2 separate regions of the Homo sapiens genome follow, and region 2 is linked to region 1. Evidence: chromatin loops called from intact Hi-C (ENCODE). Cell type or tissue: ovary. All regions are shown on one strand. Links, peaks and the distances in the headings refer to the core of each region. The heading gives the core; the rest is flanking DNA. Region 1 holds the start of FNDC11 (fibronectin type III domain containing 11). Region 2 overlaps TPD52L2 (TPD52 like 2).

Region 1 (14,754 bases), core at 6,005-14,004:
TGAATAAATGGGTGAGTTAGCAAGTGCAGGAGGTGACCAGCATATCTGCTGTTGGGCCCTCAGTGGCGCCGGGTGTGAATCAGGAGCCAGCACTGCCTAGAGACCAACCACCCCAAGGTCAAGGGCCACTGACCTGGTGGGGGACAGAGGCAGGAGGGGCCGCCCCAGGTACCTGACAGTGAGTAGCCCCCGAGGCTGCTCTCGCTGGGCCGGATGAGGAAGGCCCCTGGTTCGTTGGGTGGGGAGAGGAGCAGCTGCTGTGCCTGGGTCCGACTGACCCCGCTAAAGTACCAGCTGCAAACAGCAGGTGCGGCAGTCACCTTGCAGGCCCCTCAGCCAGTGGCCCCACATGCTCTCCTCCGTGTTGCCGGCAGGGCTGAGCCCGGCTGTCCCACCGCCTCAGGGAGAAGGTCCACCCCGTGGACTTTGAGTCCCAGCTCAAGGTCTGCACTGCCTCAGCCCCCAGTGCCGGCCTCATCCTCCTGCTCAGCCCTGAGCATCCTCACGTTGGCCGTGGGCTCTCCGTTAGCCCTGCTGGGCGTGACCTCCAGTTCCCTGTTCATAGTGACCGCCAGCCCCAGCCACAGGTTAACAGTCAGCCCTGGCCATGGGCCATAGGCCTCCAAACTCGGCTTCGCTGAGCCCCTGCACAGACATGGAGCTGACGGCCTGGTGAGCTGCCCGGAAGCACTGCTGGGCTGTCGTGGCTGTACAGGGCCATGGGCATCACCTGGCTGGGCACGGCCCACCTGCCTCAGGCAGTTGGTTAGTGGAGGGGGCCCATGCAAGCTGTGTCCTGAGGAGGCAGCCTAAGCCAGGCTGTGCAGGAGGTCAGGAGGGGCAGCCAGTGGGCGGCTGCAGGGGGGTTGCTGTGCGAACGTTCAAAGCATCCTGCATCCCATGCTGGAGAGTTGTGCCCAGTACAGGACGGCCCTAAGCCCACTGGCGTCTGTTCGCACAGACACCCCCTCGGAAAAGCCAGGTGCAGGTGAGACCTCTCTGAACACGGTGGCAGGGTGGCAGGGAGCTCCCAGGTGCCCACTCCTCAGATGCCCACACACGAGGAGCCCACACCGGGTGTCGGGAGAGGGGCCGGCTGGGTCTCCCCTGTCCAGGTGGGCCGCCCACCAGGTCACATCTACTCATTCCTGGGAGCCGGAGGCATCCTTGGAAGGAAGACAGAAATGCTCCCAGCCCCACCCCGTCTGCATAACTCTGCTGCTGAAGTCCAAGGCGGGGACTCCACACCTGACTCAGCTTCCCACCCTGGAGCCTCCCACTTCCTGGAGCTTCCTGGGACCCGGAGAGGGATGCCTGCCACTCCCCTGCCCCAGGGCACACCCCGTAAGCACCAGGAGGAAGAAGCAGAGTGAGCCGGTGTCAGGGTGGGGCTGAAACCACCTGGGAAGCGGGACTAGGAGAGGACCCGAGGTGGGCCTCAGAGTCAACACAAGATTCGGGGCTGGGGCACGGCCATGCCATCCTGGCAGACTGGGACTGGGCAAGACGGAGGACACAGTCTGGCACCCCTGCCCCGGTGACCTAGGGGGCAATGGGGGCAGCAGGAATAGAAACTGACATGACCAGGGCCGTGGGGCTGGGCTTAAGTTGAAGGGAATGAAGATGGAGACAGGAAGAGGTGTGGGACCAGGGACAGAGAGGCAGCGGCCTGAGGCACTGACTCCATGGACGCTCTGTCCATGGAGCTCCTCCTGCAGCCAGGGCCCCTGCCTTCTGGGGTCTGCTGGCAGGGAGACGCAACCCTCTCACGTGTAAAGGGACTCAGGTCCCTCCCAGCACCGTGGGGTGTGGGGATGAGACACAGGTGTTTCCCCAAAACATCGCCAGCCTCCTCTGAAGCCCACATCAGGGCTTGGGGGTCAGAGGTGAGCCCCTGTGGGATCCTGAGATGCAGAGGATGTGTCTGAGGTCTCTCCCTGGGGCGTGGGGCCAGGTGTCTGGAGCTAATGACACCTGAGTGTGGTTAGTCTTTTAATCTCCAGCCTAGGCAAATAGTCATTAGCTTTGCCTATGGACCGCCCTGCTCCACCACGAGCCCTGCCCTCCAGGAACTGCTGAAGGGGTCTGTCCTCCACACCTGGGGTGACTGTGAGCCCCTTCCCATCACAAAGGCTGCTTGCCCCCCAACCACTGCTCAGGACAAGCGGGGCAGGTGTGGGGTGAGGGCCTGGGGCCCCTCAGAAGGCCCCTTCCTGTGACTCCGGCTTCACCCGCCCATGCAACCCCCAGGACGATGTGTGAGTGCCAAAGGGCCCCCAGGAGGCTGGAAGTGGCCCTGAGCAAGGCTGACCCCGAAGGTCTCCAGGGCTCAGGCCTTGCCCAGCTGGATGCCAGACCAAGGCAGCCGCTCAGAGCAGCCGCACTGGGCATCTGGACTAGGCGCCTCTGCAACCCCTGCTCACCTGCCCTCACCCAGAGCTCCTGGAGCGTGGGCCCCTGTCTCAGCCCCCAGTCCCAGCCCCTGCTCACCTGCCTTCACCCAGAGCTCCTGGAGCGTGGGCCCGTCTCAGCCCCCAGCCCCTGCTCACCTGCCCTCACCCAGAGTTCCTGGAGCATGGGCCCCTGTCTCAGCCCCCAGCCCCCAGCCCCTGCTCACCTGCCGTCACCCAGAGCTCCTGGAGCTCCTGTCATCTGGTGCCTCCCAGCCCCCAGCCCCTGCCCTCCAAGCAGTGACCGATCCATGAACACTGGACTCCCTGTGTGAGGGCGGGAGGGCCTGGCCAGCCAGGCAGGGTCCTGGAGGAACCGCCTGCTGGGTGTCCAGCTGGTGCAGCTGATGCTCCCCCCCACAGGACCTGACCACGCCTGCCGGAGCCTCCTCTCCCTCTCGGCAGCCCACAGCGGACACTGCTGTTTTCCTACCACACCTGCCGGCCCGGGGCCCATCAGCTGTCCCTGAATGAATGCGTGGATGAACGAATGAATGAACAGATAGCCACGGACATGCGATTTCCAACTCAAAATCCTGCCGTTGTTCTGGACTCCCCAGCTGGGGGCGAGGCAGGCTCTGACTCCGAGGCCGAGGTACTCACGGTTGGTCTGAGAGCGTCTCAGGAGAAGCCTTGGCCACGTGGGTGATGGGCACGAGCCCGGCGCTGGGCTGGCCCGAAAGCCTGCGTGCGAAGATGTAGCCGCCCCCCTCTTCGAGGGCACAGAGCCTGTCCCCGCGGCGGACACTCAGCTCCCCGCCACACCGCGCCGTGAAGTCATAGAGCGCAAGGAAGAGCTGAGGGAAGGGGCTGCAAGGCTCGGCGGGGAGCGTGGGCACTGGGTCAGTGTTGGGGTCCAGGGACCCGGGGGTGCCATGGTCCGGCTCGCCGCCCGCCGGCCAGATCTTGTCCCAGAAGAAGGACAGGAAGGCCAGCCGCCTCCTGAGGAACGGCTCCATCCCCCGGGGTCACCACGCTGGGCCCGAGGGCCATGGGAGCCCGCGAGCCCGGAAGAGGAACTGGCAGGGCCGGTGGGACCCGGTGTCCAGCGCTCCCTGCCCTGGCCGTGGGGTGACAGGGGACCCCGGCCCTGCGGTCACTCAGAGGTCCCCTGGATCCAGGAGGCACACGGTTCCCACCGGCGTCCGGGCTGGCGTTGGGGCTGGGTGGGGCGCAGGGCGGACCCCCTGCCTCAGGCACACCGACAGCACCTCCTGTCCTCGACCTCCTTGGCGTCTGGAGTGCACCGTCCCCTCCCCAACCCGACGGCAGAGGGCAGCTTGGGCTGGGGCGGGGGCGGGCTCCAGGAGGGGCCCGAGGAGGGCGGGGTGGGCAGGGCCAGCCTCTCTCCCGCCCTCTGCAAGGCCCAGGCAGGCGGAATGGCTCTGCCCAGTCAGGCCTGGCCCATGCCCAAGGGCACCACAGTCCAACAGCCGCCCGTGCCCACGGAGAAGTGGGGGTTCCACGGAGAAGCGCTGCTGTTCAGCACCTGCAGTGGTTGCCAAGCCTGAGCTGCACTCAGGTGAAAAATTGCCTGCTTATTTAAGTGTTGGCCAGATATTTTAACATCATTAACCCTGCACCAGGTGCCGAGCCTCCGGCCTCTGCAGTAAATTCTGAGGACAGGCGAGTGAGGGGGCTCTCAGCACCCCGGCTTTCATGCAGTAAAACGAGATGCTGATTGCAGGGAGCTCGGCCGCAGGCCAGGCACCCAGATGCCCCATGCTGCCCGATGACCGGCTTCTGAGTCAGTCAATGCCCAGGCCATACCCAAAGGCCACTGCGGGGAAGTGGAGGCTGCGGACGCCTGGCCCCAGTTCAGGGGGATGAGCACACGGAGAAGGGGCGGCGGGTGAGTCCCTGGCTGGGGACCTCCCACCCTCTCCCTGGACAGCGCCAAGCCCCCGCATGCTGAAGCAAACTCTGCCCGCTCAGGTAGGTCCCCAGATCGGGGCAGGACTGGGGGAGCAAATCCCAGCAAAACCCAGCAGCACGGTACAGGGTCCTGAGGCAGGAGGATGGGGTGGTGGCCATCTGCAGTCTCTCTCTCCTCCCACATCCCCTCCGGGTCCTGAGTGGGGTGGGGTGGGGGCCATCTGCAGTCTCTCACTCCTCCCACCTCCCCTCTGGGTCCTGAGGCACGGGGGTGGGGTGAGGCCATCTGCAGTCTCTCACTCCTCCTGCCGGCCTCCCCCAGCAGCCCCTTCCGCACCTGGGTGGCCTTCAGGGAGCCTCACGCCCCTTTCCCACATCTCACACGCATCCATGCCCCCACTTCATGCGTGTGGCTGAATGCATCCCTCCAATAGGCGTGACCAGTGTCCAGCCAATGACAAGCCCCTCGCACCTGCCTGCCCTGGAGTCACAGATGGGCTTCTCAGAAACCTCACGTCTGGGGACTGGTGTGTGCATTGTGGGGTGGCAGTGACACCCGTGGCCTGGCTCTCAGGGCACCCCAGCAGCCAAGCTGTGTCCGGGCTGATAGCCTGGAGCCAGCAGGGGCCCTGGGAGACTGGACATCGCCAGGCTCAGGGCAGGCTCTGCACCAGAGAGGTGCCCTGCTGGGGGTGGTGGGGGGTGTTGAGAAATGTGGAGAATTGTAAATACTACATTGGGGGTGGCCTTCGAGGGGCCCCAGCGCCTTCTCCTCCCGCGCTTCCCCCCGCCGCCCTCTCCTCCCGCCCCCGCCGCCCTCTCCTCCCCCCACCCGCTGCCCGTCTCCTCCCGCCCCCGACGCCGTCTCCTCCCCACAACCCACCCCCGCCGTCTCCTCCCCTCCACTCCCCCCGCCGCCGTCTCCTCCCCACACCCACCGCCGTCTCCTCACGTGCAGGTGAGGCTTTTGCCCACCATTTCTTTTCTTTACTTTTTTTTTGGAAACAGGGTCTCACTCTGTCGCCCAGGCTGGAGTGCAGTGGCAGCCTCGATCTCCTGGGCTCAAGCCGTCCTCCTGCCGGACTACAGGTGTGCGCCACCATGCCCAGATAAATTTTTTATTATTTGTAGAGATGGGCTCTCACTATGTTGCCCAGGCCGGTTTTGAACTCTTGGCCTCAAGCGATCCTCCTGCCTCCCAAAGTGCTGGGACTACAGGTGTGGCTACCAGCTCTCCCAAATCCTCCCTAGGACGTGACTCTTCCCCGCTAGAACGCCAAGGCCGCAGAGCCCCAGGGAGGCCTCCTCAGGCCATGGAAAGCTCCTGTGCCCACCACACCAGGGTCAGATGTTCAGGGCACTGAATGCAGATTCCTCCCAGACACTCCCTGCCCCTTAGAGCCACGGGATCATGGCACAGGACTCAGCACATTCCATGCCCAGCTGGAACCAGAGGCAGGCCTGGCCATCAGGGTTAGGGCCCCATTGGGCCTCTGCCCCGGCGTGTCTCACCCCCACCGCCCCACCTGCCCACAGATCAGCTCCCCACGTCTGCCCCATCTTCCCCCTCCTTGCACCTGCTGCCCTTGCACCGCACACATGCCAGGGTGAGTGTGGTCGGCAGGCAGCCGAGGCCGGCTTTATCCAGCTCCTCCCCGGTGGTCCTCAGAATCCCCGGCCCCGCATGCCCAGCTGCCCTGTCCCGCTGCCCTCCAAGTTGTGCCCGCCCGTCCACCCCTTCCTCACCTCACCCACCAGGCGCAACACAGCCCAGCATAGGGCCCCTGCCAGGTGTCGGTGTCAGCAGCCCCTTCCCTGCCTGCTGTGCCCCCCCCACATGACCTCACCTCCTCCCTCAGCCCTAACCGGGTGGGTGGCACAGAGGGGAGTGAGGAAAGGGGCCTGGGTACAGGATCAGTCTGGACGGGGTCAGGAGTCTGGGGCTTGGCCGGGTGAGGCGGCTCACTCCTGTAATACCAGCATCTGGGGAGGCCAAGCAGGAGGATCGCTTAAGCCCAAGGGTTCAAGACCAGCCTGGGCAACATAGTGAGACCCCCATCTCTATTTTTTTAAAAAAAGAAAAGGCTAGGCACGGTGGCTGACACCAGTAATCCCAGCACTTTGGGAGGCCAAGGCGGGTGCATCACCTGAGGTCAGGAGTTCAAGACCAGCCTGGGCAACATGGTGAAACCCCGTCTCCACTAAAATACAAAAGTTAGTCAGGCATGATGGCGGGCACCTGTAATCCCAGCTACTCGGGAGGCTGAGACGGGAGAATCACTTGAATCTGGGAGACAGTGGTTGCAGTGAGCTGAGATCGTCGCGCCACCGTACTCCAGCCTGGGCGGCTGAGCAAGACTCCATCTCAAAAAAATAAAAATGACCAGGGCTGGAATCCTGCTGTCAGACTCACTGTCCACATGACCTTGGGCATACAGTGCTGAACCTCCCTGTGCCTCAGTTTCCCCATCTGTAAGAGCACTGAGCTTACAATGGCAGTGAGGACACAGACCAGGGGGATGGGGTGCAGGGCCCTTCCTGGTGTTCAGATGGAGGCTTGTGGCAGGAGCTCTGCCACATCAGGCCACCCCCCATCCGGGTTTATGTGTCTGGAGGGCACAGCTCTGAGGGTCTCAGTGGTCAGCGTGCATTCTCTCCCCCAAGACTGGCCCCACTACCCCCAGGCTTCACCATCCTCAGGGCCCAGGGAAGAGAGCTTGTCCCCACCAGGGACAACAGATCCAAAGTGTTCACTGCCCGTGCCCTGGTGGCCACAAACAGGGTTGAGCAAGACTGAGCACAAACTGGCCCCTGGTGCCCAGCAGTGAACAGGAGTGACTGTTGACCCTGCACAGAGGGGACTATGCTGAGCGCAAGAAGCCAGTCCCAAGGCTGCATACTGAAAGCCTGCACTGATAGGACATTCTTGAAATGACCAGACAGAGCCGGAGAGATGAGTGGTTGCAGGGCTAGGGAGAGGTGGGAGGGAGCAGCGTGGCTGTAAAGAACATGTCAGGGTCCCGTGGGGGTGGCACTGCCTTGCGTCTGTATCGACGTCAAGGTCCTGGCGTGATTCTGCACTGCAGTCCTGCAAGATGCTACCACTGGGGATGCTGGATAGAGGGTAACGGGACCTCTGTGTTACTTCTTACAACTGCAGATGAATCTATACTTATCTTAAAAGTAAAAGTTTAACTTTATTATTATTATTATTATTTTCGAGACAGGCCTCTGTCTTATTGCACCCAGGCTGGAGTGCAGTGGCACAATCTCGGCTCACTGCAACCTCCACCTCCTGGGTTCAAGCGATTCTCCTGCCTCAGCCTCCTGAGTAGCTGGGACTACAGGCGCCCACCACCACGTCCAGCTAATTTTTTTTTTTTTTTTGAGACAGAGTCTCGCTCTGTCGCCCAGGCTGGAGTGCAGTGGCGTGATCTCGGCTCACTGCAAGCTCCACCTTCCAGGTTCACGCCATTCTCCTGCCTCAGTCTCCCGAGTAGCTGGGACTACAGGCGCCTGCCACCACTCCCAGCTAGTGTTTTGTATTTTTAGTAGAGACGGGGTTTCACCATGGTCTCGATCACGTCCAGCTAATTTTTGTATTGTTAGTAGAGACTGGGTCTTACTATGTTGGCCAGGCTGGTCTTGAACTCCTGACCTCAGGTGATCTGCTTGCCTCAGCCTCCCGAAGTGCTGGGATTATAGGCGTGAGCCACTGCGCCCAGCCATTATTATTCTTTTTAGAGACACAGGGTCTCCCTCTGTCACCCAGGCTGGAGTGCAGTGGCACCATCTTGGCTCACTGCAGCCTCATCCTCCCAGGCTCAGGTGATCCTCCGGCCTCAGCTTTCCAAGTAGCTGAGACCACAGGTGCACACCACCACACCCAGCTAATTTTTCAAATTATTTGTAGAGACAGGGGTCTCCCTGTGTTGCCGAGGCTGGTCTCAAACTTCTGGCCTCAAGGGATCCTCTCACCTTGGCCTCTCAAAGTGCTGAGGTTATGGGCCTGCGCCACCGAGCCTGGCCAAAAGTTTAACTTTAAAAAATTAGATTAGAAATCAGAAATTGAAAGAAAGGGGGTAGGGTGGAGCCCAGGAGAGGGGAGACATCCAGGACCTGCCTGGCCCCAAAAGAGAAGGGGAGGCTGCTCTGCCCCCACCCCGCTTCTCCGTCAGTGGGCTGCAGGGCCGGGGGTAAGGGGTCTAACTCCTACTGCTTCCCAACCCTCCGCGTCAGACAGCACCCCCTTCTCCAAACAACCCCGGCTTTGTCCCCTGGAGCCCTAAATAACAATAACAATAGCTGGCATTTATTGAGTTCCAGCCCAGGCAGGGAGGGCAGGGCAGAAACAGCACCCAACAGGACTGGGTGCAAGGCTCACACCTGTAATCCGGAAGGATCAGAAAGACCCAGGTGGGAGGATCACTTGAGCCCCGGGGGTGAAGACTGCCGCATGGGTGACAGAGCAAGACGCTATCTCAAAAAAAAAACCACCCACATCCACCCACTTCCTGCCAGGCCTAACCCCTGGGGCCTCCATGCACCAAGGGAAAGCTCTTCCAGGGTGGGGTCACCGGGAGGAGGGGGGAGGCTCAAGTTACAGAACAGCCTGGTAGGGGCTCAAAGACGCCCATCCTGGAAGAGGCCCCAGCACTGACCTCCGTGGGGGTGGAGATGAGGAGGATGGAAAGGGTGTCTTCCTCCAGCATCTTCCTGAAGGTGAAGGAGGGGCACCTTGGGGTGTCTAAGATTGTGACCCCAGGAGACCCCCAGCTAGCTGGGGTGTGCTGTGGGGGAACGGGGGGATCCCAGAGGCCCTGAGCCCAACTGAACAGATACAGACGGGACCAGATGGCCTCAGAGCTCCCCTGCGGGGCTCCCTGGAGCTATGGAGACCCCATTTATCCAGAGTCAGGTCGGTGCCTGAGCTTGGGCAGCCCCAGGTGGAAGGAGCCCATGGTGGGAGGAGCCTGTAGTGGGAGGAGCCTGTAGTGGGAGGAGCCTATGATGGGAGGGGCCGTGGTGGGGGGAGCCCGCGGTGGGAGGAGCCTGCGCTGGGAGGAGCCTGTGGTGGGAAGACCCTGTGGTGGGAGGGGCCGTAGTAGGGGAGCCCGCGGTGGGAGGAGCCTGCTCTGGGAGGAGCCTGTGGTGGGAGGGGCCGTGGTGGGGGGAGCCCGCGGTGGGAGGAGCCTATGATGGGAGGGGCCGTTGCGGGGGAGGGGGGAGCCCATGGTGGGAGGAGCCTGTGGTTGAGGAGCCTGCGGTGGGGGGAGCCTGCGGTGGGAGGAGCCTGTAATGGGTGGCATCTGTAATGGGCGGGGCCTTGCTGGGCAGAGCCCGCGGCGGGGGAAGCCGCCCCTCTCCTCTGTCCAGGCGCTGGGTGGTCCATCCGCCTGGTCACCGGCCACTGCCTCTCTCCCAAATTCCTCCGAGGGATTCCCGAGGAGTGCGCTCGGACTGGGGGGTTGAGCAGGAACTCCCTCCCAGTCACCCGAGGCTCCTGCGCCCCGCCCGAAGCCGGGGGTGCGTGGGGAGTGGTGCGCCCGCGGAAGGGCTCCGGGACGGGAACCCCCCTTGGAGCCTGGCTCTTGGACCAGCCACCCGCCGTGGCCCCTCAGTCGGGGACGCGGGCCCCCAGAAGTCTGGGGCTCTCCAGGAAGCGAAGCGGATGGAAGATTACTCGGCTCGGGGTCCCGGGTCCCCACCCCCGCCCCGCCCCCGGGCCGCAGCGTCACAAAGGCCGCTGGTCCCCAGGGCAACCCGCGGAGTGCGGAGGGAGGCTGGGCTCTGGGAAGTCCGCGCGCGGCTCCGCTTCAGAGGCAGGGCAAGTGGGCGCGGTCCTGGGGCGGCGGCGGGGGCCGGGAGAGGAGGGCTGGGGGTCTCGAGAAGGTAAGGGGCAGGCAGAGCGGCCGGGGAGGTGGGCCCGGGCCAGGGGAGCCAAGGGGAGTGTGGTGGAGGGGGTAGAGTGCGGGCACCTGGTGGTCTCAGGGAAGCGGGCCTGGGACCGGGGCGTGTAGGAAGCAGCGAGGGGCTCAGAACCACCTTTCCGGGTTCACGACCAGCCTCTCTGGGTGTTCCACCTGGGCAGCTGCTGGAGACTAGAAAACATCCCTCACACGTCACAGAGGCACGGTTTCCCTCCAGCGGTGAAATCCGCCCCAGCCTCCAGCAAGAGCAGGGCTTAGGCCTGGGGTCCTGGGGTCCTGCTCTCAGCTGGCACCTCACCCCAGACACACTCCCTGCTGCCCCCAGGGGCCTGTTCTCGAGGGATTCCCGAGGAGTGCGCTCGTGAAGTCATATCTGCCTCACGCCCAAAAGGGCAACCCTTCCCGGGCAGATATGACTTCACCACGTACCTGTGTGGCCCTGGGGAACTCAGCAACTGCTTAGCTCTCATTTGTGGGTCGTCCAAGGCCCAAGTGGCTGTGACAACCTGAGATCTCCAGGGTTGCTGGGAGCCGGGGCAGCAACCAGGGGTGCGGCTTGCTCTCCAGGGAGCTGCGGCAGAGCCTGGGGCCACAGCTGCACTCAGCCGGTGCACCCACGGACAGAGGGTCAGACTCGGCTCAGCACTGGGCTCAAGCCCTGGATGAGAACAAGAACCAAGCTTCTTAGCCTCAGGCTCCATCTGGGAAATGGAGTGTCACTTGTGGAGTCCATGAGCTCACCAGGGACAGGATCCCGGGTCCACAGCGAGGGCCCACAGCGTGGGAGGAGGGCTGCTCCTCCGGGCCCAGGCCTGGGCGCCCTCCTCCCATGCTGACCAGCCAGCTGGCCTCGTCTTTGGTGAGGCCTGTCTCTGTGCCCTACAACTGCGGTGAGGCGTGGAGCGTCCCCAGGGAGAACCGGAGCGGGAGGATGGCCCGCGAATGTCCCCGAGGGGGATCCTGTGCTGCTTAGGACCACGCCGTCCCCTCTCCACGGCCCCGAGGGGTGCCAGCAACCCCTTTCAGCAGCAGGGTTAGGAACTGGGGCCCTTGCAAGGCCACAGGTCAGGCGGTTCTGGCCAGAAGTCCGCAGTCCTAGTTCTTCCCTGTCCTGTCCCACAGGCCACTGGTTGTCAGTAGAGGTTTTTGCCCCTCAGTATAAACTGTGTCCAGATCTGTAGGCTGCCCATCCAGCCCTCCAGGCAGCCTCTTCCCATCGAGTTGTGCCCCCGAAGAAGGACAGAGGTCCAGCATGGGGTCAGTGGGCTGAATCCATCCCCCGAACATGCCACAGCCCAGGGGAGGCCAGCCTGCCTGGCAGCTGACACCCAGCCCTCCCCCCAGCTCCCGGATAATGAGCACCCATGTGGCAGGCCTGGGCCTGGACAAGATGAAGCTGGGCAATCCCCAGTCCTTCCTGGACCAGGAGGAGGCAGATGACCAGCAGCTGCTGGAACCAGAGGCGTGGAAGACCTACACCGAGCGCCGCAATGCCCTGCGTGAGTTCCTGACCTCGGACCTGAGTCCGCACCTGCTCAAGCGCCACCACGCCCGCATGCAGCTGCTGCGTAAGTGCTCCTACTACATCGAGGTCCTGCCCAAGCACCTGGCCCTGGGCGACCAGAACCCGCTGGTGCTGCCTAGCGCCTTGTTCCAGCTCATCGACCCCTGGAAGTTCCAGCGCATGAAGAAGGTGGGCACAGCTCAGACCAAGATCCAGCTCCTGCTGCTCGGGGACCTGTTGGAACAGCTCGACCATGGCCGTGCTGAGCTGGATGCCCTGCTCCGGTCGCCAGACCCACGGCCCTTCCTGGCCGACTGGGCGCTGGTGGAGCGGCGGCTGGCGGACGTGTCGGCCGTCATGGACAGCTTCCTGACCATGATGGTGCCGGGGCGGCTACACGTCAAGCACCGCCTGGTGTCTGATGTCAGTGCCACCAAGATCCCGCACATCTGGCTCATGCTGAGCACCAAGATGCCTGTCGTGTTTGACCGAAAGGCGTCGGCGGCTCACCAGGACTGGGCCCGGCTGCGCTGGTTCGTCACCATCCAGCCAGCCACATCGGAGCAGTATGAGTTGCGCTTCAGGCTGCTGGACCCGCGGACACAGCAGGAGTGCGCCCAGTGTGGCGTCATCCCCGTGGCTGCCTGCACCTTCGACGTCCGAAACCTGCTGCCCAACCGATCCTATAAGTTCACCATCAAGAGGGCCGAGACCTCCACGCTGGTGTACGAGCCCTGGAGGGACAGCCTCACCCTGCACACCAAGCCGGAGCCCCTGGAGGGGCCCGCCCTCAGCCACTCTGTCTGAGAGATGATTTTCTAATATTTATCCACTAATAAAGAAGAGTGTAAATGCACATATGGAATTAAAGAAGCAAACCTATTTATGTTTTAAAGGCAGCAGCCACCAGTGTTTTTCCTGGCTCAAAACATGCCAAGCCCCAGGCCTTCTGCTCCTGCTCTTTCCCAGGGGGAGCCACAGGCCGGACCTCCCAAGACAGCTGAGCCTGGAGCAAGAAGTACCAGCCCCTGACACCTACGGGTCCAACGACGACGACAAAAGCTGCTCCACGGGGCCTCTGCGGTCCTAGCCCCCGCCCCTCCTCACCACCCCCATCACCGTGACCGGGCTCCGGCCTTCCTTACCCACCTCCCTGGCTTGTGGGGCTCCCTCAGGGAATGACACTCCTAGGCCGTGATGCCTCCCACCATCCCCTGCCCAGCCTCGAGTGCTCATCAGCACGCCCGCCCGAGGAGGCAGCAGCACCACCGGGGATCCCTGGCTGTGAGCAGCTCAGCCGTGCCCCTCCATGCCCCGCCCCACCTTTTGTTCCTCAAGGGCCTTCCCGGCCCTGAGCTCCCTCTCTCCTCCAGGATCAGCTGCTTTTGCTAGGCGTCCAGCCCCTGCGTCCCCCCACCGCTCACCTTCAGGGCCGCAGCTGCCCCTTCCTCCCAGAAGCCTTCCCTGGCTGCAGGCTGGTGAGGTCCCCAAGTCCCCCTTCCTAGAGGCGCCTTCTCATCCTCTCTGCAGGCACTTCTCAAGCTATTGCAGAACTACTCTTATTTCATGACGGTCCAAGAATAGACATGGTCTTCAAGGCAGGGCCCGTCCAGCACACCAACGGGGCCACAGTCCTGGAGACTCCATGCTCCACCCCTCCCTCCACAGATGCCCAGAACCTCTTTTCCCACAGTGACCATAGCCCCCGCGACCATCTGACCCCCGAGCTGGCTCTGGGAGGCCACAGGAGCCCCTGTGGACGCAGCCACAAATGGGCCAGGTGCGGAGGGACCCCAGTCCACAGCGGCCAGGGGGTCCTGGGGAGCAGCTTTAAAAGTGGGACCAGCAGGACAGTCAAGGCTGGTGGCCTCAGGGACTTTGGACTTGGCCAGCCTGGTGACACCGGAGCAGCTCTGGAGCTGTGGCTTGTCCCCACCACACCAGGCACGGCCCTCCCCTCCCCACACAGGCAGCCGGAGACACCGGCCCTGCAGGGGGGGTCGCTGCCCTCCCCACGCTCCTGCGCCCAGCGCTCTGCAGTGGGCCCTCGACGGCCTCCACGGCCGCGTCCCAAAACCGCCCTCCCCACGCCCCTGCGCCCAGCGCTCTGCAGTGGGCCCTCGACGGCCTCCACGGCCGCGTCCCAAAACCGCCCTCCCCACGCCCCTGCGCCCAGCGCTCTGCAGTAGGCCCTCGACAGCCTCCACAACTGCGTACCAAGCACAGTGACCATCCACTTTTGCCCCCCAGCCAGACCTCAAACACCCAGAAGTGAGAAGAGCTTTCAGAGTGGTTTTATCATTAAATTAATATCTAATCACATAATTCAAAGATATAAAAATTGGAATGTAGAAGGTGGGGCAAGCCCCTCCCTCAGGACTGGAGGCGGCAGCAGGGACAGAGCCGCACTGAAGCGGGTGAGCGTGCGAGAAACATACAGCCGAGCAGGCTGCCCCGAACACTCAGTCCAGGGTGGAAGCATCGCCCCGGCACCCCCCAACCCCCGAGCCCACTGCGCAGCCCACAGGAAGAGTGCAGGCTTTTCACATTTCAGAGGGTGGGGTGGGGTGGGGTGGGGCGGGGTGGGCCCCTGGCTTTGGGCTGCCCTCCAGCAGCCCCTGAAGGACACAGGCGGTGATGGTGGGAGAAAGGCCCCCTCTCCCAGGGAGGCCTCCTTGTCCTGAGCTTGGGCTGAGGTCTCTGTTCCAGTAACAGATGCTGGTTTTGTTTTGTTTTTTTTTTTAAGACAGGGTCTCGCTCTGTCACCCAGGCTGGAGTGCAGTGGTACCATCAGAGCTCACTGCAGCCTGCGCCTCCTGGAGTCAAGCGATTCTCCTGCCTCAGCCTCCCAAGTAGCTGGGATTACAGGCGCCCGCCACCACGCCCAGCTAATTTTGTATTTTTAGTGGAGACGGGGTTTCACCATGTTGGCCAGGATGGTCTCGAACTCCTGACCTCAGGTGATCTGCCCGCCTCGGCTTCCCAAAGTGCTGGA
Region 2 (14,754 bases), core at 6,584-14,583, 330 kb after region 1:
CGATGACGACGTGGTCCTACATGACGACGTGGTCCTATAACCCTGGGACACCTGTCCCAGATGTCGCTCAGCTCTGAATTTGGGGAGTGCTGCTTTCTCACTTGGCCCTGTCCACGTGGCTTCTCTGAAACATACCCTTCAAGGTTGGGGTGGCTGTGGAATGTTTCCCAGAAGACATGTTCCTATACAAAGACAGAACAGGTCACATTTCATAAATCTCACATATGAGAGGCCCATGTTTTTGTCCTAGGACATCGTAAGTTTTGAATCCCAAGGGTGTTTTGGAGCTGTGGGCTGTGCCCTTCCAGTCCCCCACAGCAGTGCTGTTGCCCAAGAATCTCCTAGCGAGAGACCAGGGGCTACTGCCAGGTGACAGAAAAGGGAACATCAGTTCCGCTATACCCACAGCTCACCTGGCGGCCTGGGGCCTGCACAGGGCCTGGTTGAGGCAGTGGACCCCATTTTTGGGCCGTCTGTGGAGTTGATGTTCCTGCCAGCTGGTCCCTCTCTGTCTTCCCTGGAACTTCACCTGCAGTTTGATGCCTGAGTTAAAATTGTTCTTCTAAATAATTCACTGTAGACTTTCTGTTTTTAGCTATGTGAAAACTTCTGAGAAACTTGGAGAGTGGAATGAGAAAGTGACCCAGTCAGACCTGTGAGTGCCTGTATCATCAGCACCTCCTCCTTCCTCCTCTCCGCCTCCTGACACTCAGTCGGGGAAGGGGGCTGTGCACACTTGGCACAAAGCTTGTTTTGGTATTTGCTGGCTATTTTTTCTTCCTATAACTTTTCTTCTCTCAGGTAAACTATCCTTTAAACTTTTGTGGAACAGGGAATAGTAGCTGAGAGAAACTCACTCAGCCACCTGACCACACTTAAAACTCCCCTCTGCCTGATATGCGTCCCTTATGTAAGAGGCCTGCACTGGTCCTGGCTGTATCTCTAACTAATAGAGCTCCTTGGCTTCCGGCAGTGCACAAGCTGGACAACACCACTTGGCCTGGGTTTGTTGGTGGCGAATTTTTGTTTGTTCTAACCCTAACCCTTTTCCCTGCTTAGCTCCAGCTGTTGGGTTCTCAGAATTCCTTTCCTCCTTTAGGGGTAGTTCTTGAGTGGAGGGCATGGTGTAGGATATGCTGGTGGAAATTTGAAATCCTCACGATCTGGGAGGCACTGCATTGTCAGAGCATCAGCCAGTGTGGATCAAGTGTGGATAGTTTTGTATGTGTGTGTCAGTGGTGTTGTTCAGAGTGACTCCTAATATTTGGAGATCCTTAAACTAGATAATAGCACTTCATTTACTTGTGCTCTGATCTGATTATAACGTCTTTAAACTGAGGAGGGGAATATTTTTAAATAGTCTCTGTGGGATTTTTTCATCTGTTATTTAGAAGGAAGCGCTGTAATCGTTGCCACAGAACATGGGCAGAAAGTCCTCCCATGTTGGTCTGAAAGGAAGCAGTTGCTGCCGAGCTTGTCTTGAAGGTCCTGGGGGACCAGGCTGGCACTGCGTGCACATGGAGCCTTTGCGTCTGGTGTCACGGTGGGAGGCTGGTGTCAGGAACCCCGGGCGGTTCTCGGCATGTTGCCCCGGGTATTCCAGGGACCCGGGTGGTTCGTGGGCATGGCTACAGCAGCCAGCTGTACATCTGGGTGCTCTGGGGACCCGGGCGGTTCACGGCATGTTGCCCTGGGTATTCCAGGGACCCGGGCGGTTTGTGGGCATGGCTACAGCAGCCAGCTGTACATCTGGGTGCTCTGGGGACCCGGGTGGTTCATGGCATGTTGCCCTGGGTTTTTTTTGTTTGTTTGGTTTTTTTTTTGAGACAACGTCTCGTTCTGTCTCCCAGGCTGGAGTGCAGTGGCGCCATCTGGGCTCACTGCAAGCTCCGCCTCCCGGGTTCACACCATTCTCCTGCCTCAGCCTCCCCAGTAGCTGGGACTACAGGCGCCCGCCACCACGCCCGGCTAATTTTTTCTATTTTTAGTAGAGACAGGATTTCACCATGTCAGCCAGGATGGTCTCAATCTCCTGACCTCGTGATCCGCCTGCCTCAGCCTCCCAAAGTGCTGGGACTACAGGCGCCCACCACCACGCCCGGCTAATTTTTTGTATTTTTAGTAGAGACAGGGTTTCATGGTGTTAGCCAGGATGGTTTCGATCTCCTGACCTCGTGATCCGCCCATCTCGGCCTCCCAAAGTGCTGGGATGACAGGCGTGACCCACTGCACCCGGCTTGAGCAGGGTGTTCTAGGGACCCTGGTGGGCTGTGTCTCGGGCTGTTGAACAGTGACTTTGCTGGGCAGCAGATGGTTCCTAGGTTGGGACAGTGACGGTCATCCTTGCAGTTTGGGCATCAGGCGGACGCACAGTGCAGACTCAGTCTGAAAATAGTCTTAGGAGACTTCAGTGCTGTTTTGTAAAACCAACTGACATAAAGCTGCCGGGATCCTATTTCAAATAAATAGTGTTTTAGAGAGCTTATTACAACACTCAGCGTCCCGACCCCTCTGGAGAAACCTGTGGCTCAGCATGGAAGCATATGGCCAGTGCATCACCTGGCCGAGGCCATTCCCCTGAGTTCTGTGGCGAGAGCTGTCAACTGACGGTTCCAGAGTGGAAGCGTTTCTGCCGGGAAGGCCCAGGCCGAGGGCGATGGTTTCTGCCGGGACGGCCCAGGCCGAGGGCGATGGTTTCTGGTGGGAAGGCCCAGGCCGAGGGCGATGGTTTCTGCCGGGACGGCCGAGGCCGAGGGCGGTGGTTTCTGCCGGGACGGCCCAGACGGAAGGGATGCGGCTTGGGAGGTGGGGCCTGAGGATGTGGCCATGGCGCGTGCTCTTCCTGGCTGGTGCCTCTCCTAGTCAGCTTCAGGAGATGGGCTGTAGATGTACCTCCACTGCCCAGAGCTCTGCAGGGGAAGGCAGTAAAAGCTCCCTGCATCCTGACCCACGTGTTTGTAGATCCTTTCAGCTATTGGCGCCCTGGAGGATGGACGGGAAGGAGAACGTGGCCGGTGGGTGGAGGATAGCACTGGTGCCTGGCCCCATGAGGCTGCAATGCGGCCACATTCTCAGTGGGTCATGTCTGAATGCGAGAGCAGCTGTGTTCTGCGAGTGGTGAAACAATTGCCTGTTGCATTCTATTTATAGGCAGAGGTAACTAAAAACCTCAGTGCTGAGAGGGGCATCATATAGATCCTGCAGTTATGAGCTGGTTCACTTGGAGTTGTTTTGGTTGCAGGTGACAGAAAGCACGACTCAAGGTAGCATCAACCAAACAGGGAGGTGGGAGCACTCACCAGGCAGAGAAGTCCCTGCCCCCACTGCTGCAGCCCAACAGTGTGGCCCCATATGGGTCTCCCTGGACTAATGGCTGCGGCCTTGGAGGTGGTGTGCTCTGGCCAGGCCTGGATCACTTGTCCATCCTGAGTGGGAGTGGGGGCAGCCCCCAGAGACAGACTCAGGAGAGGGGGAGTGCAAGGATGTCCCCCAGATGCCCTGTGCTGCCCAGGGGACAGCTCACTGGCAGTGGGACGAAACCGCTGTCTGTCCAGGGCTCTCTTCCTAGAAGGTCTTAGGAACTCCCAAATGGGTGCTGGCTGGGGTTGCCCGGCCCGGTGCTCTCAAGGAGAGCTGAAGCTAGTTATTGGGTGCAGATGCTGGCTCTGACCCCTGCCCCTTCCTCCCGGGCTCAGCTTCCCCATCTGTCATGGAGTAATAACAACCCAGCCTTCTGGTCCACTGAGGAATGTGTGTGCCTGTGTGTTTGACGCTCTCAGAACAGGCCTGCAGCGCTGTGAGCCTTGGAAGGGGGCCTCACAGCTGCTGCCGCCACCTTGGAGGCCCAGGATGGGACTGAGAAGGGGAAGGGAGAGGTCAGAGCCACAGCTGTTGGGCAGGGACCTGCTGTAGGAAGAGAAGGCCAGGGAGGCGCTGGTGGTGGCCTCAGGCTATGCAGGTGATGCCCATTGTTTCCAGGGCCATCCCAGTTTGGAGGTTCCTGTTTCTAGAGGAGGTTCCCTTGTGACCCCCTCATTTCCACACCCGAGCAATGCTGAGGGCTGTGGGGCCCCCAGGGGCTTGAGTGTGGTTTATGGCACAGCAGGGACTGATCACAGTGGCACCGGGTGTCAGTGGCCAGTGGTCAGTGGCCAGGAACCCTCAGGACCCTCCTCCTTGTGTGGGTGGCATTTACCCACCCACAGGTCACGCTCAGGACCCGCATCTCATTCCGATCCTCCTTGTGTGGGTGGTACTTACCCACCCACAGGTCACGCTCAGGACCCCACATCTCATTCTGAAGGCCGGGCACAGGCGGTTGTTTTCTCTCCAACTTCGGTTTCCCCATCCCCACTCTTAGGGCACAAATGCAGGTGTAGCTTCCCCATGCCCACTCTTTAGGCACAAATGCAGGTGTAGCTTCCCCATCCCCACTCTTAGGGCACAAATGCAGGTGCAGCTTCCCCATCCCCACTCTTAGGGCACAAATGCAGGTGCAGCTTCCCCATCCCCACTCTTTAGGCACAAATGCAGGTGCAGCTTTCCCATCCCCACTCTTAGGGCACAAATGCAGGTGCAGCTTTCCCATCCCCACTCTTAGGGCACAAATGCAGGTGCAGCTTCCCCATCCCCACTCTTAGGGCACAAATGCAGGTGCAGCTTCCCCATCCCCACTCTTAGGGCACAAATGCAGGTGCAGCTTCCCCATCCCCACTCTTTAGGCACAAATGCAGGTGCAGCTTCCCCATCCCCACTCTTTAGGCACAAATGCAGGTGCAGCTTCCCCATCCCCACTCTTAGGGCACAAATGCAGGTGCAGCTTCCCCATCCCCACTCTTTAGGCACAAATGCAGGTGCAGCTTCCCCATCCCCACTCTTTAGGCACAAATGCAGGTGCAGCTTTCCCATCCCCACTCTTAGGGCACAAATGCAGGTGCAGCTTCCCCATCCCCACTCTTTAGGCACAAATGCAGGTGCAGCTTCCCCATCCCCACTCTTAGGGCACAAATGCAGGTGCAGCTTCCCCATCCCCACTCTTAGGGCACAAATGCAGGTGCAGCTTCCCCATCCCCACTCTTTAGGCACAAATGCAGGTGCAGCTTCCCCATCCCCACTCTTAGGGCACAAATGCAGGTGCAGCTTCCCCATCCCCACTCTTTAGGCACAAATGCAGGTGCAGCTTCCCCATCCCCACTCTTAGGGCACAAATGCAGGTGCAGCTTCCCCATCCCCACTCTTTAGGCACAAATGCAGGTGCTGTGAGCGCTTTAGAATCCTCTGCTGCAGGTGACTTTGCTTCAGCGAACCACAGAATGTTCACATGGTTTTATGCATTTGTTATTTCAGGGAAAATCAAGGTTAAAGATGTCTTCAGAATTTGTATTTTTGGGCTGGGCACGGTGGCTCACACCTGTAATCCCAACACTTTTGGAGGCTGAGGCAGGCGGATCACGAGGTCAGGAGATCGAGACCATCCTGGCTAACACGGTGAAACTCCGTCTGTACCAAAAATACAAAAAAATTAGCCGGATGTGGTGGCGGGCGCCTGTAGTCCCAGCTACTCGGGAGGCTGAGGCAGGAGAATGGCGTGCACCCGTGAGGCAGAGCTTGCAGTGAGCCGAGATGGTGCTGCTGCACTCCAGCCTGGGCTACAGAGCAAGACTCTGTCTCAAAAAAAAAAAAAAAAGAATTTGTGTTTTTGAAACTAAATATAGCAGGTCATTAGTTACTTATAACTGGTGTTTTATTAATAAAAGAAGAAAAAATTTAAAAACAGCCATGATTCCAGCTGCACGGAGCCTGGATGGGAAAGTGCATCCTCTGGGCTGAGCACGGTGGCTCACACCTGTCATCCGAGCGGGCTGGGCGCAGTGGCTCACACCTGTCATCCCAGCACTGCGGGAGGCCGAGGCGGGTGGATCACCTGAGGTCAGGAGTTCAAGACCAGCCTGGCCAACATGGTGAAACGCTATCTGTACTAAAAAGACAAATTTAGCAGGGCGTGGTGGTGGGTGCCTGTAATCCCAGCTACTTGGGACGCTGAGGCAGGAGAATCTCTTGAACCCGGAGGCGGAGGTTGTAGTGAGCTGAAATTGCACCACTGCCCCCCAGCCTGAGTGACAGAGCGAGACTTTGTCTCAAAAAAAAAAAAAAGAAAGAAAGTGCATCCTCTGGTAGGCCTTGGGCCGGGGGCGGGCATGAGAGAGCTGCGCTGGGATGCGCTGCCAGGGCACACTTGGTGGGTCACACACTCTTGTCAACTGTTTGGGGGCTGGAGAGTAGTAGCACTCAGCTCACACGGGCCTTCTGCAGGGAGTGGTGGGAGGGCCTGTGAGTAAGGGCTCCGGAAGGCCCATCATTGGGACCTGGTGCCGCCAGTGGGAGCAGGAGGAGCCTGTGCCTTCTCTGGCGCCAGTCATCCCAGATGCCACTCAGGGCTTGGCTGGGTTTGCCAGCTCTCCAGGTTGGCACTGGTAACGCCAAGATGGTCCTGGGAGCCCATCTCCATTCAGCCTCGAGTTCCCTGGCTTCACTGAGGGAGGAGCCGTGATAAGGTGGCTGTGGGTTCGCATTTTGGACTTTGTTATGTCAGAGTCTGCTGTGTTTTGTGTTTATGGTGGCAGCTGGATGAGGGCCAGCGACTTCAGGTGTTGACTGTCATGGTGGGCCCAACAGTATCCCTGCAGCCACAGCATCCTGCCTGCTGCCCTTTGCCTGTCCTGCAGACGCCAAGGCCCTAGAGCTTTGCTTTGATGGGATGTACCCATGTGGGTGGACACTGGAGGGAGCTGGAGGGGATAGAAGCGGGGCCTTCACTAGGGGCCAGGACAGACCCTTGCACTGTGAAAAGAGGCCTGGGAATGGAACTGTCCGATGTTCTGAAGGCACACGGGGCCCCGCCGTCTGGAGCAGGGGCACCTTGCGGGCTGCATGGCCACTCTGTGACGCTCGTTCCCCACAGACGTGGTTGAGCTTGCATTTTCTCCCCTCAGCACAGTCTCATTTGGGAAGAGGAAAGGGAAACTTGCACGCATGGGCCGGTCAGGGCACTGAGAGGCCTTTCTGCTCTGGCACTGCCTGCCAGGCGTGCACCTCAGGGGGCCCGTCCGCTCTAGCAGGCAAATGGGGCGTGTTCTCTGTAGTCAGAGGGGCTGTGAGAAGACAGGAAAGCGAGCTTAGTGGGTATCAGGCAAGGGGGTGAAATTGGGTTGTGAGATGAGAAAGCAGCGTCATTGCAGGGCTGGGGGGCCGAGACTCGGCAGGGTCGCCGAGAGCTCAGTGAGCGAGCAATGCACAGGCGGCTCCTCGCCGCAGGGGCCTCTGGGGGCCGAGGGGCTCTGGGCCTGCACCCCCTCTGTAGACACCTGGCGAGTGTCCACCCCTTGGCCCAGCTCCTTTCCTCAGTTTTCCTCGGGCGTGCTCCCAGTGCTTTGTTTGCTTGGCTGTGGGTGGTGACCCGCCCATGCTGTCTGGTTGATTTAACTGGTGTGTCTTCCAGCTACAAGAAGACTCAGGAAACTCTTTCACAGGCAGGACAGAAGACTTCAGCTGCCCTGTCCACAGTGGGCTCTGCCATCAGCAGGAAGCTTGGAGACATGAGGTGAGACGCAACCCTGACTCTGCTGCCCTGAGACCTGGCCAGGAGTGAGGTGAGGTGTTGGAGGTGCTACAGGAAGCCTGCCTGGAGATCAGGGCTCAGATGCACTGGCTCAGGGATGTGGCCATCCATCATGGCCCCGACCAGTCTGTGTGCAGACCCTTGCCTGGGAGGTTCGTCCATCCCCGTTGGCTGCTTTTCTGCCGTTGCTGTGTTCTTCAGGGAGGGTTGGCTGCCAGTGCTGTTGGGTAACTTGTGGTGCTCGGGGTTGGTGAGGGAGGAGTCTGCACCTTGAAGCTTCACTGAGTGGCAGCGACTCCAGCCCAGGGGTCAGAGTCAGGTCAGTGTGGGACGGCAGTCCTCCACCATCTCTAGGACAGGGGCTCGGCGTGGTACTTCCTCAGGCTGTTTCCCAGGTCTCAGAAAGTGCAGTCAGACGCCAGGAGGCCCTGAATGAGCCTTCTCTCCCAGAGGCTGGTGAAAGCCTCCTGGCCATCAGAGGTCCCTCAGCAAGCAGGGCTGGGGCCAAGGAGTGAGCAGGGGGCCGGCGCTTTGTGGCTGGCATGTTTGCTCTTCCTTCCCTGTTCTAGGCTCCCTGACTACAGCATGGTGATGAGGGGATTGAGCCAGAAGCCTGGGTATGATGCTTGGCTGGGCTACCTCCTGGCTGGGCACCCCAGCTGGGCCTCAGGCACGCCTTCTTTCACAGGGGTTGTAGGAGTGGATGATATAGGTTGTCACCATCAACAGCATCCTGGCCCCAACTTCTGGGTGCTGCTGCCCACCCTGCCCTGACCCCTTTCCCATTCTCAGAACTGGTCTTCTGGCTTTTGGATCTCAGGGAGTGCCTCCCTGTAGCTCTGACCCAATCCTGGCAAAGATGGGTGCAGGCTTCCTAAAGGACCGGTGTGTGGAGCACAGTGCTGACCCCACCCAGCCCTCCCCTCTTCCCCTCTTGTGGCCCCTGCAGGATTCAGAGATACGTACATCTCCTGCTGGGCTGCCTGCCTGCCTGCCTGCCTGCCTCCCTGCCTGCCTGCCTTAGGTTAGGTGTGTCCTGCCTCCCCGCCTGTGGTTGCCAGGTGGGGGTCGTCCTGCGCCAGTGCTTTCCCCTGACCACTAAGCCACAGGCCAGGACACAGACGGCCACACACACCCAGGGACCCACCCTGCCAAGCAGAGGGGATGGCCACTGCCCAGGAGCTGTGCCCACTTTTATTTTTGTTTTTTTGAGGTAATCTACCTTCCCATCCCTGCAACTTCTATTTCGAGAAGTTTTAAACCTCTGGAGAAGCTGCAGTCATCAGTATGCAATGTGTGTGTTTCCTCTGTGCACCCTCACACGCCCAAGGCTCCACACTCCCCAGCAGCTGTGACTTGGGGGGGTCCTTGTGGGGCACCCTACAAATGCAGGTCTTCCCTACCACTGCTGAGCTTTGGACCCAGGAGGGACCCCCTGAGTTTCAGCTGAACTCAGCCTCGCAGGGCTGTTTTCTTCCCGAAAATGCTGGTCTCACCACAGAGCATCTTCAGGAAGTAACAGGTGTTTGTTGTGCCTAAATTATGCCGGCCATCAGGAGGCGTTTGCCCACTCTTAGTGTCCACACTCCCTTTTGAGTTTGTTCAGACCATTGTGGTGGAAATCCAAGGGGCACGTGGAGCCCTTGGCACTGATTGGAATAGCCGTGCACAAGCCAGTCCTAGGGTTTTGATCTGGGCATTTGTTTGTATGGCCTGTTTTTCTCTGGAAGCACAGGGACACGGTCCTGGTTCTCTGTCTGCTCCTCCTTCTCTGATGGGGAGAAAGGCTTTCGCTCTCTGCTCAGTCCTGGGGTTGGCAGCTGACCCGTGTCGTGTAGCCTCAGGGCATGGCTGGCAGTGAGCAGAGTTCCTGTTGCAGTGACGCTGGCACAGCTGTCAGTGTGCCCAGCCACACTGTGCCACGTGTTTGCACGTGTGCCCTGGTACATGGGGCCAGCTGGGGGAGCGGGGCCTCAGGCTGACCTGGGACGAGCCAGCTCGCTCCAGTTGGCTGGCCGTGTTCACGGTGCCCGTGGAGGGTCCTGTTTGCTGGTGTGTCTTGCCCTGCTTGCTCCTCCATTTATGTTTGTAGTGGTGGTGGGAACTCTGACGTCTGGAGCCCCTGGTGTATCCCCATCATCTCCCCAAGCAGTCACAGGTGGTTTCTGAGGTCTGGGCCCATTCACCTCGAGTTAGAGACTGAGGTTGAGAGCTCACTACTTCCTGAAAGTGAAAATTGGGTTCTGGGAGGTTTATGTCATGAGTTTAGGGCTGGATGAACCCCGGCGGACCCCTGCTAACTCTTGGGCGGAAGCCCCTCTGGACAGCTGCCCAACGCCCGTGTCCATGATGGGCCTGTCCCAGGGCAGCCCCGGTCTGTGAGGCCTTTGGTGTGCCCTGGGGCATGGGTGATGGGGATGGGAGGAAGGGAACTGGATTCAGGTCAGAGTGGGGGTTTACAGCAGGGTCAGGTCACCGTCTGACTCCGTGGTCTCAGATGAGGCATCGGCCCTCTCAGGACCTCGGGCGAGTTGAGTGTTTCTCAGTTCTTCAGTGGCTCCCTCCATGTCAGAGTGGGCCTGGCTGCAGTGAGTGGCAGCAGCTGCCCTTGGACACACAGGTTTCCAGGTTGGCGTCTGTGGGCACGGATGGAGCGCAGAGCAGAAATGCTCGGCGCCAAGGGTGTCCCACATCCTCCCACGGTGCGTGTGCTCCCTCAGCTGACGTGATTTGGGGAACACGGGCCGCTCTCGTTCTGTGGAGCTGGCCAAGCCCAGCTGTCATGCTGTGGCACATTTCACACCTTTGCGCTGCTGGATGGGGCTGGTTGTGCTCCAGGTGCTGTGGCTTCTCCAAACAGGTGTGCCTTGGGGCATAAGGCGTGGACAGGGCGTGGACCCAGGGGCCTCTTGGGCACAGCCGTGAGGCTGAGCAGTTGCTAGTCATGATCTTGCGAGAGCCTCCTGTTGAGTCAGGACTTGAGGAGACTGGAGACAGTGCTGCTGTCCCCGGTGGTGTGCGGACTGGAGGAGCCGTCCTGGAGGGTCTTCCCCTGCTGGGCCTGACTGAGCACGAGCAGGGGGCCTCCCCTGGGGCTCCCCGAGGAGGGCTGTGAGTGGGTGCTGGCCTCCCTTGCTTACACTTCGTTTCCTCTTCTCTCCTGCTGCCACCTTCCAGGGCTCATCCATTTTCACACTCCTTTAGGTAAGGCTGAGCCTGGACACACCTGTGGAAGACTTTTCTCTGAATTGGGGCAGGGTGGACTCCGGCAGGGCCCTTGGGCGGCTGTGCTAGTAGAGGGCAGTGAAAGTGGGATCACCCCTTCCAGGACAGCAGTGCCAGCCAGGTGGTTGCTGCATCTCAGGGAACAAAGCAGCAGCGTGGGATCGACGCAGAGGCCCCCCGGAACCCCCCGGCCCTTCTGTGTCCCCTCCTCGTGCTTCCCTTCAGGCTCACAGACCGCCTGCTGCCGGGTCTGTGAATAACTGGCCTGGCGTCCAGGCCTGAGTTTACTCCTGAAAAGGAGCTTTTTTTTTTTTTTAGACGGAGTCTTGCTCTGTCGCCCAGGTTGGAGTGCCGTGGCGCGATCTCGGCTCACTGCAAGCTCCGCCTCCCGGGTTCACGCCATTCTCCTGCCTCAGCCTCTCCGAGTAGCTGGGACTACAGGCGCCCGCCGCCACGCCCGGCTAATTTTTTGTATTTTTAGTAGAGACGGGGTTTCACCGTGGTCTCGATCTCCCGACCTCGTGATCCGCCCGCCTCGGCCTCCCAAAGTGCTGGGATTACAAGCGTGAGCCACCGCGCCCGGCCTTTTTTTTCTTTTTTTTGTTGGAGTCTCGCTCTATCACCAGGCTGGAGCACAGTGGTGTGATCTCGGCTCACTGCAACCTCCAGCTCCCTGGTTCAAGCGGTTCTCCTGCCTCAGGCTCCTGAGTAGCTGGGATTACAGGCATGAGCCACCACGCCTGGCTAATTTTTGTATTTTTAGTAGAGACGGGGTTTCACCATGTTGGCCAGCATGGTCTCGATCTCCTGACCTCGTGATCCACCCGCCTTGGCCTCCCAAAGTGCTGGGATTACAGGCGTGAGCCACTGCGCCGGGCCCTCAAAGGAGCCTTTTCACGTGGGAGGGCTGTGCCGACTCTCACCACCTTCCTGTTCAACATCTGTCCTGTTTCCTTGTTTTCCTTCAGATGGAGTTTTGTCTTGTTTACTACCCGAGAGCCCATAGGTGTGCCTCCCAAAGGGCCCTCCTGCAGACCAGAGCAAGCTCCTCTAGGCCAAGCCGGGGCGCCGCCAGCACGTGCCCTTCTGCTGGAACCGGGAGGTCTAGAGCCAGGCCCAGAACAATCTGTGATTTCTTGTGTTTTTACTTGACTTGGTGGTTTCTCTTTTGCCAAAAGGTCCTTACTTGACTTCTGAAGGCTGTTTGTACCAAATACTTTTCAAAAGCCCAAGCCTGGTCTCCTCACAGCTTCCTATGGCAGTGCTCTCCCCCCTCCCAGTGCTATGCGCTGGGCAACTTGGGGTGCCCCCCATGAGGCCAAGGGAGGACCCTGGGGTCGAGTTTCCTTCGGGGGCATTGTGTGGAGGGGCAGGCAGCTCGCTCCAACTGCTGGGAGTGGGGGAATCCCAGCTCTGCCCATCCCTGCCAAGTTGGGGTTGTGTGTGGATCTTGGTGTTAACTCTTGCTTCCTTCTCTGCTTCTGCCATGCTTCCAAGCAGCAGCTACTCCATCCGCCACTCAATAAGTATGCCAGCCATGAGGTAATGTATGCCTGCTCGCTGCGGCTCCAGAGCCGGGTGTCTCTGGTGGGGGTTGGGGCAGCTCCCGCCGGTTACACCTTGCCCTTCCCATATTCCTGGATTAATTGAGGACTCCATTCCCTTGGCAACCTCTGATGACTAAGGGCCGGTAAAAACCCCCTCTAGGCTGACGAGGAAGAGCTGGTAGGGGGTCAGGCTCTTCACCTGCAGCCTCCAGAGGAGATCCTTGTGTCAAACTGGGCCGTGTCCTTTCCAAGTCCTGACCCTGGCTGCCTGCAGTGGGTGGGGTGGGGTTCGAGGGGCTCGCACACAGATCCTGGCACTTGCCCTGGTGGGCTGTCACTCAGGACACTTCACGGTCTCAGCCTTCACGGAAACACCCAGAGCTGTGGTCCTTATTCTGTGCCTGTCAGGCACCACCCTGATTCTCAGGATTCTGTGCCTGTGCCGTGAGGCACTGCCCTGATTCTCAGGAGAGCCCAGAACTGTGGTCCCTATTCTGTGCCTGCGCCGTCAGGCACCGCCCTGATTCTCAGGAGAGCCCTGTTCTCCTTGTGGGGACTCTGGCTGGGTGTCGCAGACGTGCTGGCCTCTAGAGTCCCCGGGCCTGGGAGGGGTATCTGTTTGTGTGGGAGGGACTGAGTGGGATGGAGCTGGCCTGCTTTCTCCTCTTGTCTCCTTATCACTCTGCTGTCCCAGAAGTGTCCTTGGTCTTCCGTTTGCTTCTCTGAGAGATGTGCATGAAGAACTGCACAGACTTTTCATAACTTCAGTACGAGAGCCCAGGGTGTCCCTGTAGGGGACAGCAGAGAGGGGCCGACAGCCCCCCAACTGCGCAGACTTTTCATAACCTCAGTACGAGAGCCCAGGGTGTCCCTGTAGGGGATAGCAGAGAGGGGCCGACAGCCCCCCAACTGCACAGACTTTTCATAACCTCAATACGAGAGCCCGGGGTATCCCTGTAGGGGACAGCAGAGAGGGGCCGACAGCCCCCCAACTGCGCAGACTTTTCATAACCTCAGTACGAGAGCCCAGGGTGTCCCTGTAGGGGATAGCAGAGAGGGGCCGACAGCCCCCCAACTGCACAGACTTTTCATAACCTCAGTACGAGAGCCCGGGGTATCCCTGTAGGGGACAGCAGAGAGGGGCCGACAGCCCCCCAACTGCGCAGACTTTTCATAACCTCAGTACGAGAGCCCGGGGTGTCCCTGTAGGGGACAGCAGAGAGGGGCCGACAGCCCCCCAACTGCACAGACTTTTCATAACCTCAGTACGAGAGCCCGGGATGTCCCTGTAGGGTATGACAGAGAGGGGCCGACATCTCCCCAGCTGCACAGTCAAGGGGTTTCCAGTTGCCTTGTGTGACGTCTGGACCTGTCCCTGTGGTTGTTGGGCATGGCCGACCTCACTTTTGACCTGGGGAGTCTCCGGAATGACCTGGCTGTCTCACAGTTTTGCCATGAGATCTTGGGATGTTGTTAGGGACCCTTTGGAGGCTGGCCCTAACCCTGAGGCCCTTCCGAGTTAGGAGAGCAGCACAACCCTCTCCTCTTGACACCGACACTCTTCCCTCTCTCTTTAAAGGAACTCTGCGACCTTCAAGTCGTTTGAGGACCGAGTTGGGACCATAAAGGTAATTGTACCTGGACTGTTTGATGGTCTTGGCAAGGTGTGACCTGTTACAGCAACTTGTTTATTATTAGTCATTTAGTTATGGTAGACTCACATACAGTTGTGGGAAGTAATGCAGAGAGGTTCCTTGTGCCTTTTACACAGTTCTCTCCTGTGACGACATCTTGGAAAATCCTGTAGTGCAGCCTCCCCACCAGGACATTGGCACTGACTCAGGACACAGAACGCCTCCACACTGCCCTTCCTGGTCCCCACTGCCCTTCCTGGTCCCCACTGCCCTTCCTGGTACCTTCTTGGCCATGCTGACCTTCCTCCCGCCCTACCCCCGGCAACCCCTAGTCCACTCTCCCTTTGTATAATTGTGTCATTTCAAGAATGTCACGTAAATGGAACGATACAGTGTGCAGCTTTTTGGCATTCACTGTCTTCATTTGGCATCGTTCTCTGGAGACCTGTTGGGGCTGGTGCCCGTCCGTGATTTGCTCCCTGTCCCTGCTGAGCAGTGTTCGTGTTACATAAGCTTTTGTAGAGCATTGAGCATGGGCCTGGGATCTGCCTTGTGTTGTGTGCTCTGTCTCAGGTTTTTCTGTCTTCATCTTTTCTCTCCTGTAGTCTAAGGTTGTGGGTGACAGAGAGAACGGCAGTGACAACCTCCCTTCCTCAGCGGGGAGTGGTGACAAGCCCCTGTCGGATCCCGCACCTTTCTAAGCCTGTGGTTGCTTCACCCGCTGCAGAGC

Evidence for each region. A loop is a pair of places that touch in the nucleus more often than their neighbours do. Peaks named below come from ENCODE experiments on the same cell type or tissue, not always from the same donor. Only the 100,000 strongest peaks of a DNase experiment are listed, where the experiment ranks them.
Region 2: it touches region 1 in a loop (2.0-fold over the local background); 4 of 110 quality-filtered maps call a loop at or near these places.

The regions. Positions count from the first base shown.
Region 1 is chr20:63,544,055-63,558,808 of GRCh38, forward strand. It overlaps FNDC11 (fibronectin type III domain containing 11), which reads left to right and starts at 10,105. Exons shown (of 2, transcript NM_001319152.2): 1 at 10,105-10,152; 2 at 11,600-12,641. The coding sequence starts at 11,610. The coding sequence ends at 12,566. SRMS (src-related kinase lacking C-terminal regulatory tyrosine and N-terminal myristylation sites) reads right to left here and starts at 3,695. Exons shown (of 8, transcript NM_080823.4): 1 at 3,054-3,695; 2 at 173-294. The coding sequence starts at 3,409. HELZ2 (helicase with zinc finger 2) reads right to left here. Exons shown (of 20, transcript NM_001037335.2): 20 at 14,032-14,754. RefSeq lists enhancers at 42-595, 2,768-3,409, 8,917-9,006, 9,302-9,596 and silencers at 9,287-9,346, 9,367-9,516, 9,537-9,676, 9,947-10,196. In ovary, for the core only: no CTCF peak of the experiment used is centred there; a DNase peak (open chromatin) is centred at 9,517; H3K4me3 peaks cover 858 bases.
Region 2 is chr20:63,875,221-63,889,974 of GRCh38, forward strand. It overlaps TPD52L2 (TPD52 like 2), which reads left to right. Exons shown (of 7, transcript NM_003288.4): 4 at 596-655; 5 at 7,499-7,600; 6 at 13,970-14,018; 7 at 14,630-14,754. The coding sequence ends at 14,725. Among named protein-coding and RNA genes, the nearest start is that of DNAJC5, 13 kb to the right of the region's middle. RefSeq lists enhancers at 2,949-3,118, 5,710-5,879, 6,421-6,590 and a silencer at 11,012-11,182. In ovary, for the core only: no CTCF peak of the experiment used is centred there; no DNase peak of the experiment used is centred there.